Regions from separate parts of the Mus musculus genome. Here region 1 is linked to region 2. A link is a loop called in an ENCODE intact Hi-C map of the cell type or tissue named here. Cell type or tissue: left cerebral cortex. All regions are shown on one strand. Links, peaks and the distances in the headings refer to the core of each region. The heading gives the core; the rest is flanking DNA. Region 1 overlaps Ddo (D-aspartate oxidase). Region 2 overlaps Mettl24 (methyltransferase like 24).

The links. Hi-C counts contacts between places; a loop is a spot of excess contacts. Peaks named below come from ENCODE experiments on the same cell type or tissue, not always from the same donor. Only the 100,000 strongest peaks of a DNase experiment are listed, where the experiment ranks them.
Region 1: a loop joins it to region 2, with 2.7 times the contacts of the local background. A loop is called at or near these places in 3 of 42 quality-filtered maps.

Annotation. Positions count from the first base shown.
Region 1 is chr10:40,645,761-40,654,912 of GRCm38, forward strand. It overlaps Ddo (D-aspartate oxidase), which reads left to right. Exons shown (of 5, transcript NM_027442.5): 5 at 1,714-4,171. The coding sequence ends at 2,281. Among named protein-coding and RNA genes, the nearest start is that of Ddo, 20 kb to the left of the region's middle. In left cerebral cortex, for the core only: a CTCF peak has its summit at 4,083 (motif pointing right); DNase peaks (open chromatin) are centred at 2,626, 4,023, 5,041 and 6,116; H3K27ac peaks cover 1,508 bases.
Region 2 is chr10:40,710,303-40,719,454 of GRCm38, forward strand. The region is part of intron 1 of Mettl24 (methyltransferase like 24); the gene reads left to right. Among named protein-coding and RNA genes, the nearest start is that of Mettl24, 32 kb to the left of the region's middle. In left cerebral cortex, for the core only: no CTCF peak of the experiment used is centred there; DNase peaks (open chromatin) are centred at 5,076 and 6,628; H3K27ac peaks cover 1,406 bases.

The DNA of each region.
Region 1 (9,152 bases), core at 2,451-6,450, 65 kb before region 2:
TTCTCATTTGGTCCAACAATAAGTGGTCATTTATTCCATCAGTTCTCTGTATTGTTCCTTTTGTAAAAACATCCCTCGTACCTGTGAGTGAGCAGGTGTTTGTGTGTGTGACAGACAGAGATAGAGACAGAGAGGGAACATGGAGCAACCATCTACTAGAGAGAGCTGACAAATCCCAAGGCACATGCAAGAATTAACAGCCTATGACGGAGCAGGAGCAGGAGCAGGAGCAGGAGCAGGAGCAGGAGCAGGAGCAGGAGCAGGAGCAGGAGCAGGAGCAGGAGCAGGAGCAGGAGCAGGATCAGGAGCAGGAGGAGGAGCAGGAGCAGGAGCAGGAGCAGGAGCAGGAGCAGGAGAAGGAGCAGGAGGAGGAGGAGCAGGAGCAGGAGCAGGAGCAGGAGCAGGAGAAGGAGCAGGAGCAGGAGAAGGAGCAGGAGGAGGAGCAGGAGCAGGAGCAGGAGCAGCAGGAGCAGCAGCAGCAGGAGCAGCAGGAGCAGGAGCAGGAGCAGGAGCAGGAGCAGGAGCAGGAGCAGGAGGAGGACCAGGAGCAGGAGGAGGAGCAGGAGCAGGAGGAGGAGGAGCAGGACCAGGACCAGGAGCAGGAGCAGGAGCAGGAGCAGGAGCAGGAGCAGGAGCAGGAGGAGGAGCAGGAGCAGGAGCAGGAGCAGGAGCAGGAGCAGGAGCAGGAGCAGGAGAAGCAGGAGCAGGAGCAGGAGCAGGAGCAGGAGCAGGAGCAGGAGGAGGAGCAGAAGGAGGAGCAGGAGCAGGAGCAGGAGCGCAGGAGCAGGAGCAGGAGCAGGAGCAGGAGGAGCAGGAGGAGGAGGAGCAGAAGGAGGAGCAGGAGCAGGAGGCAGGAGCAGGAGCAGGAGCAGGAGCAGGAGGAGCAGGAGGAGGAGGAGCAGGAGCAGGAGCGCAGGAGCAGGAGCAGCAGGAGCAGGAGCAGGAGCAGGAGGAGCAGGAGGAGGAGGAGCAGAAGGAGGAGCAGGAGCAGGAGCAGGAGCGCAGGAGCAGGAGCAGGAGCAGGAGCAGGAGCAGGAGCAGGAGCAGGAGCAGGAGGAGCAGGAGGAGGAGGAGCAGGAGCAGGAGCAGGAGCGCAGGAGCAGGAGCAGGAGCAGCAGGAGCAGGAGCAGGAGCAGCAGGAGCAGGAGCAGGAGGAGCAGGAGGAGGAGCAGGAGCAGGAGCAGGAGCGCAGGAGCAGGAGCAGGAGCAGGAGCAGGAGGAGCAGGAGGAGGAGGAGCAGGAGGAGGAGGAGGAGCAGGAGGAGAAGCAGGAGGAGGAGGAGGAGCAGGAGGAGGAGGAGCAGGAGCAGGAGCAGGAGCAGGAGCAGGAGCAGGAGCAGGAGCAGGAGCAGGAGCAGGAGCAGGAGCAGGAGCAGGAGCAGGAGCAGGAGCAGGAGCAGGAGCAGGAGCAGGAGCAGGAGCATCTGAGCAAGGAGTGCTTGGGTGTTTAAAGCACAGCTCAATTTGGTATTTGTTTTGCATCTAGATAAAGGAACTCTGTGGAATATTAGAGGAACAATTTGTGATTTTTCTTTGGTTTGGATTTCCAAAGATTAACCACAGGAATCTCTACTGGCCAAGCACAGAGCCCGACTTTGATGCGATGCGGGTGAACCCTCAAAGCGCCCGAAAGCCTTTTGTTCCAGTCACCCTTCATTTCTGGGAAGTGGGTGAGCGGTGGCTACCAAGGCTCACCCCAGTCTCTCTTTCCCAGGATAAAGGGGAGTGGAGGTCTGCTACTCACCAGGAGAATAGAAGACCTGTGGGAGCTGCAGCCATCTTTTGATATCGTGGTCAATTGCTCAGGCCTGGGAAGCCGGCGACTTGTAGGTGACCCCATGATTTCCCCGGTAAGGGGCCAGGTGCTCCAGGCACGGGCCCCCTGGGTGAAGCATTTCATCCGAGATGGGGGCGGGCTGACTTATGTTTACCCTGGTATGTCCTATGTAACCCTGGGAGGAACTAGACAGAAAGGAGACTGGAATCGATCCCCAGATGCAGAACTTAGCAGAGAGATTTTTTCTCGATGCTGCACTCTCGAGCCTTCCCTCCACAGAGCCTACGACATAAAAGAGAAAGTGGGGCTGAGACCCAGCAGGCCAGGTGTGCGGCTGCAGAAGGAGATCCTAGTCCGGGGACAACAGACGCTGCCTGTGGTCCACAACTACGGCCACGGGAGTGGGGGCATCTCTGTGCACTGGGGCTCTGCTCTGGAAGCCACCAGGCTGGTGATGGAGTGTATCCATACCCTCAGGACCCCTGCTTCCTTGTCGAAGCTGTAGCTGACACCAAGTAACAGCAGCTAATCCAGGTGATATGGGTCAAAGCACAATTTAAGGTCCGTAACCGGGTCTCGTAACTTTCATACTGCTTGAACGTTGAGTCTGACCTTCTTTGTTTTTACGCAATGAGTATCAGTAGACTTAGAAAGCTTGTCAGTAATGACACAGAACACAAAGCTCGGTTTTTGTCAAAATATGTGCTATTTAAAAATACTTGTTCTATGGGGTAGATTTGGGGAGGATCGAATGCTAACTTATATGAATGATGTAAGCGATAGGGAGTTCGTATTTTTGGCTCAGAAGCACATAAGCACATAAGAGAAGATTAATGTGTGAGAAATATACTTGGCTCCCTGTCAGCCCTAGAGCTGTGCATGATCCTCTCAGGTCATAGAGCCAACAGAGGAAGTTATCATCCCACTAGATGGGACCACACAGTGTGGACCCCCGGTATTTAACCGAGGGTAGGCAGCAGCAGCTTCCTCACGCCAGCTGGTATTCATGGTAGCTGACAGAGGTGGAGTTGCCCTCGAAGGCTGCGCCAGTTTTGGAGCAACTTTGTGTCTGTTTTGTTGTTTCTGGGACCAAACACCTAACAGAAACAACCTAAAGCATTGTTCATAGCTGCAGCCCATAGCGCCAGGGAGGGCCTTGTAGAACAGAGCTGTTCAACTCACATCTGCAAGAAAGCAGTGTGAACAGGTAGCAGGGCAGATGGGGTGACAGTGTCTAAGCGCTCATTCCCAGTTGTCTACTCCCCGTCCCAACTTTCCTCCTATACCTCTACCATCTCCCAACAGTTCATTTAATTCTCAAATCTGTCCATGGATTGAGTCATCGATTAGGTCATCCATATCTAGAAACACCTTCAGCCCCACCCAAAGGGCGGGCTTTACGTCTGTCTTAAGCAATCCCCTATCTTGTCAAGCTGCCAGGAGGGATTTACCATAGCAATCGTGGAGGCTGCATACTTCATTACCACAAATGATCAAGAGCTGCTGACTGCGCAGTGAATGAGCACTGTTGGAGACTGAATCGTCTATGCGACCTAGGAGCTAATTTGCTAATGGAGACGAAACAATCATTTTTTTAAATGACATACGACACAAAGTGTTCATGTCGCAAGTATTGGGGAGAAAGGGAATATGTCTTGTGATAATGTAAGTTTGAGAATTGCTGAGTTGAATAATTTTACCTGGCTCCCTAACTTCAGGCTACTCAGAACCTTTACCGTCCCGGGTTCATTGTAGGTCCTCGGGAGGGTTTTTGGCCTGGGAGAAGATTGTTCACTGAAGTAAGCAATCCTGGAGCAGGGATGTCATTACATTTTGGAGAGAAGTACTTTTTTGTTGTTGTTGTTGAATAATAAAGCCTGTTTTGAACCTCCTAGGAGTCTTACGATTGGCCATAAGTATAGGGACAGGGCTGGAGAGATGGCTCAACAATTAAGATTGCTTGTTGCTCTTCCAGCAGACAAGAGTTTGTTTCCTAGTGCCCATGAAGTGCCTACAACCTCCTGTAACTACAGCTTCAGGGTTTCCAACATACTCTTCTGGCCTTTGTAGGTACACACACACACACACACACACACACACACACACACACACAGAGGAATTAAATAAATCTTTTAAAAACATTATAAAACTTATGGACAAGAAGCTTGTGTTTGCGTTTTTGTTGAGGTTTCGTGTGCGATTTTGTTTGAAGAGAGCACTGAGCTGGGGTTTCATACCAAACAGTGTTTAATGGGCTACAAAAATTCTTGTTAAATCAAGCAGTCTCATTTCTATTAATTTTCACCAGGGGGCGATGTTGTATCAATCTCAAATAAACCAGAGCATCTGAAAATTTAGAAATGACAAGATATAAAATAAAATAAAAATAAAATAAGGAAGTGTGTGTGATCTCTTCTCTTCTCTTCTCTTCTCTTCTCTTCTCTTCTCTTCTCTTCTCTTCTCTTCTCTTCTCTTCTCTTCTCTTCCTCCTCCTCTTCTTCCTCCTCCTCCTCCTTCTCCTCTTCCTTGTTCTCTTCCTTCTTTTTCTTTTTATTGTGGAGACTAGAGTTCCTATGGCCAAAATTAAACTATTCTGAACTCTATTTAAAGTAGACAAGAAATGCCTGTATTTACATCAATTTAGAACATGTGCACTGCATGGGAAATGTAGCATGAAAAACTGGCATCTTAACATGACAAGGTAACCTTTTTAATGGTTACAAATAAAAACAAAGGGTGTCACTTGATACAGCGGGAGTCTTGTCCCTCACGGGGCAAGTCACATTTTTCATACAATGTACTTTCTCATGCTTCCCCCTTTCCTAGGCAACTCAGACTCTCCTCACTTCCCTATCCCCACACCTTTATGGTCTCTCTCAAAAAACCTAAAACACCCACAAGAACTCAAAAATGAAAAAAGTGTAACCCCCTCAAACCCCCAACAAGACAAAAAAATCCAAAAAACCCCAAAAACCTAAAATAAATGGACAAAACCAAAAAGCCCATTTAAAAAAAAAAGTAACCCAAGCAAAACTCGAAGCTACAGAATTCATTGTGTACGCCTGGGCATGCCGTGGAGTGTGGTTGATATGTGGAGTGCCACACCAATGGAGAACACTGACTTCCACTTTGCCATCAGGTGTCGACTGTAAACAGCACCTTGGGTAGGGGTGGGGACCTGGGTCTACAGCCCCTCAGTGCTGGGACACCATGTGGCTCGAACGTGCTTTAAATGTCTCCTCATCCGGTTCTTGCACCATGTGGATGCCCAGCCTCTGCATTTTGCATCTCAAGTCTCCCACACTCCATGACCTCTTCCTGTTTGCCATTCTGGCTCAGTTTCACACCCATTTTATATCTCTAAAGCTCCACACTGTAAGACTGAAAGATCAGAGGCGTCCTGGCTACCTGCCCCGATTTCATTGTCACTAATTGCTGAAGGCTTCCTTGGTATTTCTCAAAGGATATTATTCATGTTGGTCATGAGCTGCCCTTCTGGGCTGCATCTTAAGATCACATAGGGAGTTAAGGGTGGGGGTGGGGGTGGGGGTGGATCCTGTTGCTCAGCCTTGCTCTGTTACAGCAGAATTTCGAAGACAAGGGGTGAAGGAGGAGGAGGTGCAGCGGCATTAGTGTGTGTTTAGAGCTGTCCACAGGGCTCTGACTGAGCCTTTCCCTTAGAGCTACTGCTGCTGCTATAAGCTTACCTTCCCTCCCATTCTCCCTTGCCACCATGTTGCAGAGCTGGGAGAGTGTGCTGGCTTCAGCAGGTTCATCCTTATGCACTCTGGAGAAGGCGGCCTGTGAGAATTAGCTATCTCCTGTAATGGCTCTCTAGAAATGCTGGAAATTACCTCAACAGCTGGAGGTTAGCTGCTGAGAGACAGCGCCTGTCTGAAAGATGAGAGGTAGACTATACACATGGACAACAGCCTGCACACGTAAGACAACAGAGGTCTGAGCCATGACCTGCAGCCTTCTGTCCAGGGAATCATCCCCCAAGATGCAGCACAGGAAACCAGCCTGCTGTGTGTCAGACTTGCATGGCTCCAATCCAGAAACCTAAACAATACTTCTGTAAGGATTGACACAAAATGCTCAGAGCATGATTGATAACCAAGATCTTCCTTAATTTTGTCTTTCCTTCTAAATTTGGATCAACCCAAGGAATCAAAATATGCACCACTATCCAGTGATTGTGGATGTCTGTCTTTGTGGGCCTGCTTGCCGTTTCCCATGTGGAAGGTCTCCAATCAGCACATTACTGATGCCTTCCCCCTCTTCTATTCCAAAGCTTTCTAACTCCTCTGCCTTCTTTGAGTACCTGCCAAATGCAAGGGATTCAGGCCGACTCCCACACAAGCATTAAAGAACTAGCCCTCATTTTTCTTTTGGCTGGTATATTAGTCAGCATTCTTCAAAGAAATAAAGCCAACATACAGCTCTATAGAGATTTATCATAAGGGGGCCATGACAGATCATGTGATCATGGAGGCTGAGCAGATGGCTCTAAGATCTCCATTTTGCAGATGATGGAACTCTCCACCTTCATCCAGGAAAGCAAGTGGTTCAGCTCTAGTCCAGGCCTGAAGCCTGAGAACCAGGGCAGCTCCAGTCTGGGTGTGAAGGTCAGGAGACAGCCCAGTTCCGGCAGAGAAGAGATTCATCCCCCCCACCCCCCCTTCCATCCATTCAGGCCTGCACTGGCTGTCTCATGCCACACTTCAGAACTCAGTCATCATCTCTGGTCAGTAAAATAGCTCAGTGGATAAAAGCATTTGCCACTCAAACCTGACTGTGGGTCAGAGAACCGTGGTACCAGAAGGAGCAGGCCTGGAGCAAGAGTGGAGTCAAAGCCTGTCCAAACCCTGAAAATCTCATCCCGAAACTGACAGGAGTAGGATCTCTCCCACTCCATTCCTGGGCCTACATGTCCTGGCATATGTAGTCCTGTGCCCCCATCTCCACCCCCATCTTTGCCCCACTTAGCCTGGCAAACTTCCTTTTGTCTTATAAGGTCATGTATTCCTCTTTGTGCAAATGAGGCATTTCCAGAACCCTGGCTCTGACCAATGATATACATATGCCTATAGCCCCTACCCACCCCCAAAGGTTTAAATAGCCTTTGCTCCCCCAATCAACGGAAACAGTTCTCTGAAGCTGTTCCCGCATGTGCGTGTTCTTTGCACACTTGCAGTTGATCAAGATACTGCCTGCACGTACCCAGGTCCTTCTGAGCTTCTCTTCCTCCAATTCAGCCTGATGCACCACAGGCTTCGCTACCCTGAGGGGGAGAAGCAGACAGGGGCCAGCACCTGACAACCGAAGTTCATCTTCCAGGACCCACAGCAGAACCCACAGTAGAAGGAGGGAACTAAATCAAAGGCTCATCTCTTCTGGAGACATTCCCATATCCACACCCATGTCCACATTCGACCAGCTATTTGGGTGCTTGTAACCCAGGCAATTAGCACATGAAATAAACCACCCATAACTGGTCTTTATTTCTAAGAAGATTTCACTTTATGTAAGTAGGATTTTTTACTGGAAATTGCTGCTGTCTGAGAATGGGACACCTGTTTTACTTCTCTGTTTCCAATTTTGGAACACCATTTATGATTTTTTTTTTTGGTGCTTTTTAGACACAGAGGACAACTGATTTCTCTCTTAAATCCCTGCTTTCAAGTGTGGGGCCTTTGTGGCTGAGTGTGTGCCTGCTGTGCTGTGACCTGGGGAACACAGCTACTTTGAGACACTGTCATTGTCAGCATGGCGCTTCTGTGGACAAAGGTTATGTTGAGAGTTTGGGATTTTATTCACTTGGAAAGAAAAGATGTTGAACAGAAAGACCACAGCCCAGCTGTGTGTAATGTATAGAAGATAAGCTATTTTAAAATGACACATATTCCTATTACAGAATAGATGCATTCAGATGAGCTCTCTTTCTCTCTCTCTCTCTCCTCTCTCTCTTTCTGCTTCCCCTTCCCTAACTCTTTGCCTCTTTCCCTTTTCTTTCCTTCCTTCCTTCCTTCCTTCCTTCCTTCTCCTTTCCTCTCCCTAACCCTTTTCTCTTCTTTTCCTCCTCCCCCCCCCCCCCCTTTATCAAGACAGGAACTCACTATGTAGTTCTGGTTGTCCTGGATGTTACCATGTAGACCAAGCTGGCCTTGCACTCACAGAGATACTCTGCCTCTGCCCCTGCCCCTGCCCCTGCCCCTGCCCCTGCCTCTGCCTGTCTCTCTGTTTCCTGAGTATGGGGATTAAAGGCGTGCATCACTATACTCAGCCTTTCCTACAGGGTCTGTAGCAGCCCAGGCTGGCCACAAACACCAATTGATATTTAAGCCAATTTTTCTCAGTCAATTAATAGTTTTTAGAAATAATGGAGAACAGTAGCGCCCTGCCTGCTGGGAGTTGTAGTTCTTACAAACCTGCCACAGTCTCTGCTAATGTCAAAGGTTTGAAATGAACACAGCTTTTCTAGTATTTCCTTCCTCAATCTCTCTCATCTTTCTTCTTGAATGTGTGACGGATGGAGATACTTTTGAAGCCTTTTTCCTCAGGATATCACTCACCGGAGAAAAGCGGATTGAGATGTTTAAATGGTATCTTTCTTCTTGAAAAATCTCAGCAGTTTGCTGCCAGACCTGGGGGTTTTATTATCCTAAGTGACTTTGCTGTCTATAAATCACAGCCCTAAGTAGCCAAGGGAACACGTTAACCAGATCCCTTAAAAATATAACAGAGGCTTTCTCAATTGTTAGTGGAGCAATTGACTTCCTCAGCTCAGGGCACCTGATGACCTGGCCCGGAGCCAGCTGCTCACAGCCTTCACCCTGGAACTGAACTTACCTTGGCTTATATTGTATGGCATCAACCCACTCCCAGTTTTGTGATGGGCCTTAGTATTTCTCTTCACTCAGACCCAGGTTATCTGGCATCATGTACATCTTCTGAGTGCTTAGCTGGCTCTGCCCAGGCCCCTTTCTGGATCCCTGCAGGGATCAGCTCAGCCATCTCACCCATGTCCTGGGCTTTTTTGTGAGAACAAGAACATTAGATATAGGTTCAGTTGCAAGGAATAGAAAGTCCCCAAATATTTGCATAAATTAGCATGAAGGAAGCCAGGAAGTGGGCTGGTTAGGGCTGTAATCACCAGTGGCCCAAGCACCTTGGATATGGTCCTGTGCTCATGAAAGGAGAGACTCCAGCTAGCGCATCATTTTGTCTTCCCTCAAGGAAACGCTCCAGAAGACTCACGTGGCATTCTGCTTTCATGTTTCTGTGTGAGATTTAGTCCCAGGACTCCACAGAGATTCGAAAGATGGTGGGAATCTAGTCTGCCAAATTGGTGGCAAGAAAAGGCCAAGTTCTTA
Region 2 (9,152 bases), core at 2,920-6,919:
GATTTTGGCAGGAAAGATGGTGGGGAGCACTATGGTTTGCAAAAGAAAAAGAAAAGGAAAAAGAAAGAGAAAGAGAAAGAGAAAGAGGAAGAGGAAGAGGAAGAGAAAGAGAAAAAGAAAAAAAGAAAAAACAGGTATCAGCATTATAGCTCACTGCACCTCTTAGACCAGCAATTTCTTTTATTATCCATCAATTAATTTATTCACTTTACATCCTGATTGCAGCCCTCCTCCTCCCAGTCTTCCACTCATTCCTCCCCACTCCCTTTGTCTTCTGAGAAGTGGAGCCCCCCCCCCCCCGCCACCCCCCCCCCCCCCGTACAGACTTCCTGTGACACATCAAGTCACTGCAGTACTAGACCACCCAGGTCTTCTATGTACATTGGCTTTTTCTCCTCTTCCTCACTCTCATCCATGTGATTTCTTTTTGTCTTTGCAATGATTTGTGAGGTGGTCCAGACAAGGCTTTCTACCTTACAAAGGCTTACTCTTTTGTTACCCTAAGTGGGCCTTATGTAGTGCTGTGTGTACAGCATTCATTACTCTCTTTCCATCAACAGGGAACCTGGTTGCGTTTCTGGTTCTATATGAAATAAGAGTGTGAACCAGGTCTGCTGAGGTCAGATTTAAATCATGCCTACTCTCTATTATCAGTTATTACTGTTGAAAACCAAATTGCAGAAAATTGGTTGATTTCTATAGAATTCAGGTTCTATATCAAAGTGAAATAGCTAAGATATTTTCCAAAGCAACCAATATATTTTAGAGTTTGGCTTCAGCTATGTCTTTTAGGTAGAATTTCAAGTATGCCTTACACTGCTTAAAAACAAATTTGGACTGATTATGTAATTATGATCGGGAATGTTCTTTTGGGTGGTGAATATTCATTTTGCGCAAAAATAGTAAGAAGCTGGCTTATTTAACTAATGTGCACTTAAAGGACCCTCAGTAAGGAGCAGGCAGCCACATGAGTTTTGAAACTGAAATGGCTTGAATTTATTTGGCTACCTTGGAAACAGAAAATTGTTTTGGAAAATCTGATGCCCAGGTCTTATTCTTGGACAAGGAATGTTCTTATTTACAAAAGCCGAGCGAGCAGGGCAGACTGACACTTAGCACACGCAGCAGCATCCAATTCTTCCTTGGGATGGTGATGCACAGAGGCGAAACCATGAAAACACTGTATTATCCGTCTGTATAGGTCTTACTTTTACAGGTAATATGTGGTACTAAGAGTTAAATAACATGTGTGTTTGGTGCCGTCATTAACTTCACAGTAAAACCAAAAAGTGTTTCTAAGGTTTGTTTTTAATGCTTTAATAACAAAACCACACAGACATGGAAGGAGTTGGAAAAGGCACTTTGGAAATTCAATTTTCTATGTCTTTTATTCAAGGAATTTTTAGGTTATAGCTATTTTGAAACCAAAAATTTTCAACTTAAAAATAGAAGTGAAGAAATAGGAACAGATTGCAGTCTTCAACAAAAAGTAAAAAGAGAGTGGGGTGGGGGTGGGGGATTCCGCAGAGTGGAGGACTGACAGGGAGCACTGGTACTTGGTCCTCCTCTGATGTTCCAGAGTGGAGGACTGCCAGGGAGCACTGGTACTTGGTCCTCCTCTGATGTTCCAGAGTGGAGGACTGCCAGGGAGCACTGGTACTTGGTCCTCCTCTGATGTTCCAGAGTGGAGGACTGCCAGGGAGCACTGATGCTTGGTCCTCCTCAGATCCTCAGGGTGCTGCCAGTGAACAAGCAGTGAAGACATGGGCTGAGAACACAGCTGTGCATGTCCATATTTATTTATTTATAGTTACAAATTTGTGACAAAGATGGTTTGATGAAAGCTGTGGAAAGCATTGCTGAATATTGAACATTACACACAAATTTATGCACATTAACATATACATTTATACACATACAGTTTACACACACAGCTCACATACATGGAGCTTCAGTTAGGGAAGTGCCTTCATGAGATCTAGCTGTAAGGCATTTTCTCAATTAGTGATCAAGGTGGGAGGTCCCCTTGTGGGTAGGAACATCTCTGGGCTGGTAGTCTTGGTTCTATAAGAGAGCAGGCTGAGCAATCCAGGGGAAGCAAGCCAGTAAAGAACATCCCTCCATGGCCTCTGCATCAGCTCCTGCTTCCTGACCTGCTTGAGTTCCACTCCTGACTTCCTTGGTGATGAACAGCAGTATGGAAGTGTAAGCTGAATAAACCCTTTCCTCCCCAACTTGCCTCTTGGTCATGATGTTTGTGCAGGAATAGAAACCCTAAGACACACACACACATGCATACACACACACACTCATACATTCACATACACACACATGCATACACATGTACACTCATACATTAACATGCACACACATGCATATACACATTCACTCATACATTCACATGCACACACATATGCATAAACACACTCACTCATACATTCACATGCACACACACACATGCATATACACATTCACTCATACATTCACATGCACACACATATGCATACACACATTCACTCATACATTCACATGCACACACACATGTATACACATGTACACTCATATATTCACATACACACAATGCATATACACGTTCACACATACATTCACATACACACTCACATGAATACATCCTCTCATTCACATAAGCACACCCCAACACATGCACAGCCACACTCTCACATACTCAAATACTCACACATTCATTCACACATATTCTCTTACGCACAACTCACATGCACAACCACACACACACACACACACACACACACACACACACACACACACTCAGCCCTGATTGTCCATGTCTTAGCCTAACACTCTCCTCCCCTAGGGGTGACCCTTCACAGAAATCCCTGGCTGGGTGAAGTAATTAATTTTGTTGCTCAGGGGTGAAGGCAGTCGTGACCCTCCCGAAGCTGCAAACTCTTAACTGTGGAAATGGTTCAGTATGACTCATGGGGGTTTCCAGAACTCAGACATTTCACCTAGTCAGGGATTTCTGTGACAGGTCTCTCCTCCAGGAGGTGAGTGTTAGGTTAAGATGGGGACAGATAAGGTTGAGAGGGCTGGCTCCTTTCAGTGAGAGGGCCCCTCCCCCACACAGCAGGAATTTCTCTTCCGGTGTCTCTTCACTGTGGGCGGGGCTGAACTGAGTGACACTCCAGAGGGGTGGAGCATGCTGCTGTGAAGCATAGCCTGCAGAGTGGGGGCCATGCCCGGGCGGGCTTGGCCCAGCTAAGCATTCCCTGGCTCTATGACACGCATCCATGCCCGGGCTAGCCCCAGCTAACCACTCCCTGGCCCTGTGACACGCATCCTACAGATGTCCAGGGTTGTTTACCTTGGCCTCCGTAAGTTACACCGTCAAGAAGAGCTGTATTTTCTTGTTCGAATAGAAGCCACTGGCCTCTCCTTGCTATTGATTTTTGTGTTATTTCATTTGTAAACAGCGCTTGCTCTGTGCTATAAAACTAGTCAATGCTAAGCAAATTTTTGAAGGTTGAAAATTCAGCTTCTAGTGAAAATAAATATGAAGGAAAGCATAGGCCAGCTCTTCCATCTTGTGCACATTCCGATTTTTGTTTCTATTTCTCCAGTCTCACACCTATACTGGGCTGGCATCTTTCTGTGCCGGTCAATAGCATCGCACCATCTCTGACTAGGTATTTGTGCAGTGTCTCCAACTATCCAGTTATCACGCTGAGTCAAAGCCCTGTGTCGACAATCACCCACTGCAGTAATGAGGTCAGTTATAGAAGAGATAAAGCAGTAAATCGCAAAACACACACGCACGAGGTCTGCTTTAGCTGCAGATGTGCCTGTATATTAACCTGCCAATATTACTTTGCAGCCTGTCTTACAAAAATCCATCGAAACTCCATCTCCCCACCCTTTCCAGTTGGTTTCTTCAAATGGAGCAATAGCTTGACACCTGCGAAGCAGTTTAAGTGCAGAATGCTTTGAGATGGTAGTAATTAAAATATTCATTCACAGTCCGCTAATCCATACCTAATATTGCATTCTAAAAATTGTCACGGTGACACAGTTCCTGCCAGAAGCAACTTAAGGGAGGAAGGGCTTGGCTTGGCTTGGCTGGTTGCTTGCGGTTGCTGTGCATCACTGTGGGGAAGGCATGACAGAAGTCCACCGCAGTGAGAGCCTGCCAGAGATGTTGCGTACACACGTGGTACCAACCAGCAAGCAGAGCACTGGGGTGGGAGCAGGTGGCTGTAACCCTCCAGGCAACATCCCAGTGACCCAATTCCTCCAGCCAGACCCCCACCTTCTAAAGGTTCCTCAAACAGCACCTTAAGTTGGAAGCTTAAACGCATGATCCTGTGGGGGGACATCTCACAAACCATAAGAAGTACCTAACCTGCCCTGATTTCATTTTTATACCAAAAGAATCTGTTCTTTTCCTGGACTTGCCTAATGACCAGTTAAGCTGTCATTTCCAAAATCTGTCAAACTGGTATGGACTGGTCTGGGAACAAATGCGATGATTGCTAGTGAAAATAAACAAAGCTGTTAGCAGCAGGGGTTTACAGCAAAGACACTTCGAATGTCAGGTCACTGATTTTGTGGAGATACTAGTGTTTCTGTGGTGGTGTGTGCCTATAGCCTCAGCACTCTGGAAGCCAAGACAGAAGGATTGGAAGCCAGCCTTTGGCTACACACAGTGTGACTGTATCTCAGCCCTCCCGGTCAACCTCTCAAAGTGTTTCTACTATAATGTATAATGACTAGTATATGAGTGTTTAATTAGAAAAGAAAAGAAAAGAAAAGAAAAGAAAAGAAAGAAACAAATTTCTGGTTTGGTGATACTGAGGACCCCAGAAAGTCACCGTGCCACTGAGCTACAGTCCCAGCCCCATAAATCTGCTTAAAATATTCATGTGTGAGCATGTTCGCATGTGTGTGGGCACATGTGTGTGTGCACGGATGTGGCATCCCAAGGTTGATACCAGCAGTGTTTCCTGATTACTCTCCACCTTGTTCACTGAGGCAGTGTTTCTGCCTTGAGTCCAGAGCTTGGCAATCCTGCTAGTGTGTGTAGTAAGTGAGCTTGCTCCTGGGATCCTCTGTGCTGAGCAGCTGCCATGCCCACTTGCCATTTCCTGGCATTCTGGGGACTTGAACGTCAATCTTCATGTTTGCTGTGTGGCTGATAGTACTTCCTTTGCTGAGCCATCTCCTTGGCCCACAAGCGCTAATCTTTCATGACATGCTTTAAATTCTCAAAAATACTTTCTGTAATTTCTCCTCAAAATTTTGGCTAACTCTAGTTGTCATCCTTGATTTTTCTTTAAATTAGTATTTTTATTTATTTATTTTTTTTATGTGTGGGTGCTTCATGCCTGGTGCCTGAGAAGGCTAGAAGAGGCCGTTTGCAACCCCTGGAATTGGAGTCACAGGTGATTGTGAGCCACCACATGGGTGCTGGGAATCAGACCAGAGTCTTCAGGAAGAGCACACAGTGCTCCCTGTAACTGCTGAGCCATCTCTTGTGGGGCATTGGGCTATGCACAGACAGCCTGGTTTCCAGTTGAGGCTAGATGTTGAACCCCTGGTGGTGATAAATTCACTCATTCTCTCATGTCTCCTGGAACTCTGGCTCCTGTAGAAGTTACAGCCCCCACAGCTCCCACAGCCCCCATAGCCCCCACAGCCCCCACAGGAGAAGCATGGCTAGCAGTCACATAGACAATGTCCCAAGTTTCTGACCTTCAGGCTTAACTCCTTCCCAGTTACCTAGCAACAGTAAAGATAACAGGATACAATAAGAGGGGCTGCTTGGCCCTACCTCACTCTCTTACTCCTCACTCTCTTGCTCTTAGTGCCCTTACTCTCCTCTCACTTTCTCCTTCTCTCTTTCTTACTCTCTAGCCTTTCTTCTCTCTCTCTCTCTCTTTCCCCCTTCTCCCCTCTTGGCCATGGCCGGTCTCTCTCTTTCCACTTCCTCTCCTTTCCCCCTGCCTTTCTACAATAAAGCTCTAAAACCAAAGACTGTCTCTGTTCATCAAGACCCAATGCGCAGACTCTCACCTGTGTGAGAACCTCTCTCCCTCAGCCCTCTCTCCTGTAACCCTGGGGCTACAGGGTGTCGCTCTGGGCCCCTGGTTAGGGGCTGCCCCTTGTCCACCCCTCGTTGAGTGGGGTCAGTGACTTAGATGCCCACCCAGGGCTGAGTGGAAAATGTCTGGCAGCCCTCCCAGAAAGCGTCAGTCCGCCTGCCCAGAGCATAGGAAGAACTCTGGCCGGACGTGGGCTATTCGCTCTCCCCATTTCTTCCCCTACCCCCTTTAGTTCCCACAATCTCTCTAGACCCTGATTTTTATTTTTATGTGAGCAGAACTGAATCAAGGACTCTCAGATTTCACAGCTTATTTCTGTCTGAGTAAAAGCAGTTATATTTAGCTACTTTAAGGTATTTCTACAAAGCCAAGTTAGTGAATTCTCCTACCCTGCCCCCAAATTAATAAAAACGCCGTTCTCAACTCTGAGAGATGTATCATGCTCTTTTCTCTCTGGCATTTAAACTAATGTAAAAATGTCCCTTGGAACCAGTTCTGTGGGGGATTGCAAGGGACATGTGGTGTCTTCATAAGGCTCCTAGTTAAGCCAACTCCCCTGCATCAGATCATACCAAATAGTACAAAGTGAGAGGCAAGAAGAATATCAGCAAAGCATCTGCCCCACGTAGTTTACTTTGCACATAGCAGAGGCCTGAAAAACTAGGACTCTTAAAAGCAGCTTGTGACTAACACTGGACCAGAAAGGATAAGCCAGCTTTGAACCTAGTACAAGTTAGTGAATTCTCCTACCCTGCCCCCAAATTAATAAACTAATAAAGAAGAGGGAGGGTCCTGGACAGGAGGGGAAGCCCTGGCTCAGTGTGGTATAAGCCAGATGCACTTAGAGAACAGATCACACAGTAGGACTAGTTTTGCCACAGAAATTTCCTTATAGGTTCCTTCAGAGTGTGCCCTAGCTCCTCTGTGTCTTGACTCTCAGTTGTCCTTGGCTGTATTTCTTTTCTTTCTCTATCTAAGAATCCCAAACAGCCCATTGTTTGCCTGTTCCCTCTATTCAGTCTCTAAAGGTGTGGCACTGGGAAGATTCTGTGACCATGTGGCCATCTCAGTAGTAAATGTCTTTTACCCCCTCAGTGCCTGTCAGTCAGGACAGGCTAGGTAATGCTGCAGTAACAAACATTCATGTGGATTTCAAATTTAAGAGGGTTTAAAACAACTAATTTTATTCCTCACTCTTGCTACATATTCAGTGTGGGTTGGAGAAGGCGATGAAGCACACAGTCTCAATTGCTGCTGTCATTCAGAGGCTCGTGTGACCCTGATATCACCATCCATCAGCACGGCCTAGATCAACTTAACCCTCCCTTTTAACTACTGAGCATTTATTATACATAACGTTGTCAGATGCATGGGCGAGTTTCTTAGCATGCCCGCTATCTTATGGATAAACAGTTTTACAAATTTGTTCCCACTGCATCAATGACTGTGTGAGTGCAGGCCAGCCACTGTGCTTTTCCTGCATAGGCCCTTCTGAAGTTTCTAGTAGCTTGGCCTATCTATAGGATCAAGACAACCATGAGTGGGGAGTTAGAACAGAGCCAGCATGGAGGCAGGATGGCGTAGAGAGCAAGTGTGGGGCTAGCCATTTGAGTTCCACCGCTGTCTGCCACCTCCTCCTTGGGACTTGGGTTTGTCACTTTGCCTCTTGCAGGCTCATTTTCTTTGATAATTGTGTGGAGGACATGACACAGTGTGCTCTAGGTTATGTTTAAGGCTCCTTTCAAGACAATCATTCTCTTCAAGCATAACGACTGTGCCTTCTATGCTCTCTAAAAATTGCAGTTTTAAAAAGGATTTTAAGCCGGGCATGGTGGCGCACGCCTTTAATCCCAGCACTGGGGAGGCAGAGGCAGGCGGATTTCTGAGTTCGAGGCCACAAGTTGTTTTCTTAATTTTATTTTATTTTTTGAGATCCTCGTGCATGATCCACCCTCCCTCCCCTCTCCAATCTCTCCAGTGCCCTCTCCTCCCAGACTCATGAGCTCTTCTTTAATTATTATTGTTACTTATGTGTGTGTGTGTGTGTGTGTGTGTGTGTGTGTGTGTGTGTGCACATAAGCCTATATAACCCACCGAGTCTATTTATTTAGCTTTGCTCATGTGCGCATGCGTCTGAGGCTGAGCACTTGTGATTGGACGGTCCGTGTAGGAGTCCCTGGGGAAACTGGGTCGGGCTGTGTCAGAAAGCATCGAGCTGTGGGACCAGGTGGAACTTCCCTCCGTGTTGACCCGCCCACTCGTGTTTTCATTTTGTTAGTCTTGTTCAGGCAACCAAATTGTTGAGAGTTCGTGGTGAAGCTCCCCTGTCATACCTAGAAGACACGTTCTCCCAGCTGCTGACATACTATTAAGAACGCTTACAGTGCGGGTCGTGGTGATGCATGCCTTTAATCCCAGCACTCGGGAGGCAGAGGCAGGCGGATTTCTGAGTTCGAGGCCAGCTTGGTCTACAGAGTGAGTTCCAGGACAGCCAGGGCTACACAGAGAAACCCTGTCTCATAAAACAAAAAACAAACAAACAAACAAAAAACAACGCTTACAGAATCTCCTCAGCTTATATCTGCGCTATTTATTTGCGTAGTCTGTTCCTTCATTATTTCCAGTCTGCCGTGGGGAAAGGGTCTGGGTAAAACCCATAGCCAGCAGCAGCTTCACTTCCAACTTTGGAGAGGCTCATTCTCTTGTCGCAAAAGAATCCCAAGGCCAGATGTTACACAGCAGCAAGCTGATAATAGCAGACCCCCAGAAAGGCCTGCTTCCTTCAGCAATTCCTCATGTTCTGAGAGGGGCACTTAGTGAGAAAGAAATTTTCCTTCCATTTAGGTTCGAGGCTTAAGTGCTTTTGGATCCCGAGGCATCCAGCCAGCTTTGCCTGCCTTCTTTCACACGGTTGGCAGTTTCCCACAGAAAACCTTCACTGGGCTTTTGCTAATGTGTCAGCCACTATGATTTATAGTACATTCGGGAAGAAAAAATGTCCTATAAATATAGAATCATGCAAAGAATATCCTGGAAGCAAAGTCTTATCTCTAATTGTCAGGTAGGATTTCCCGA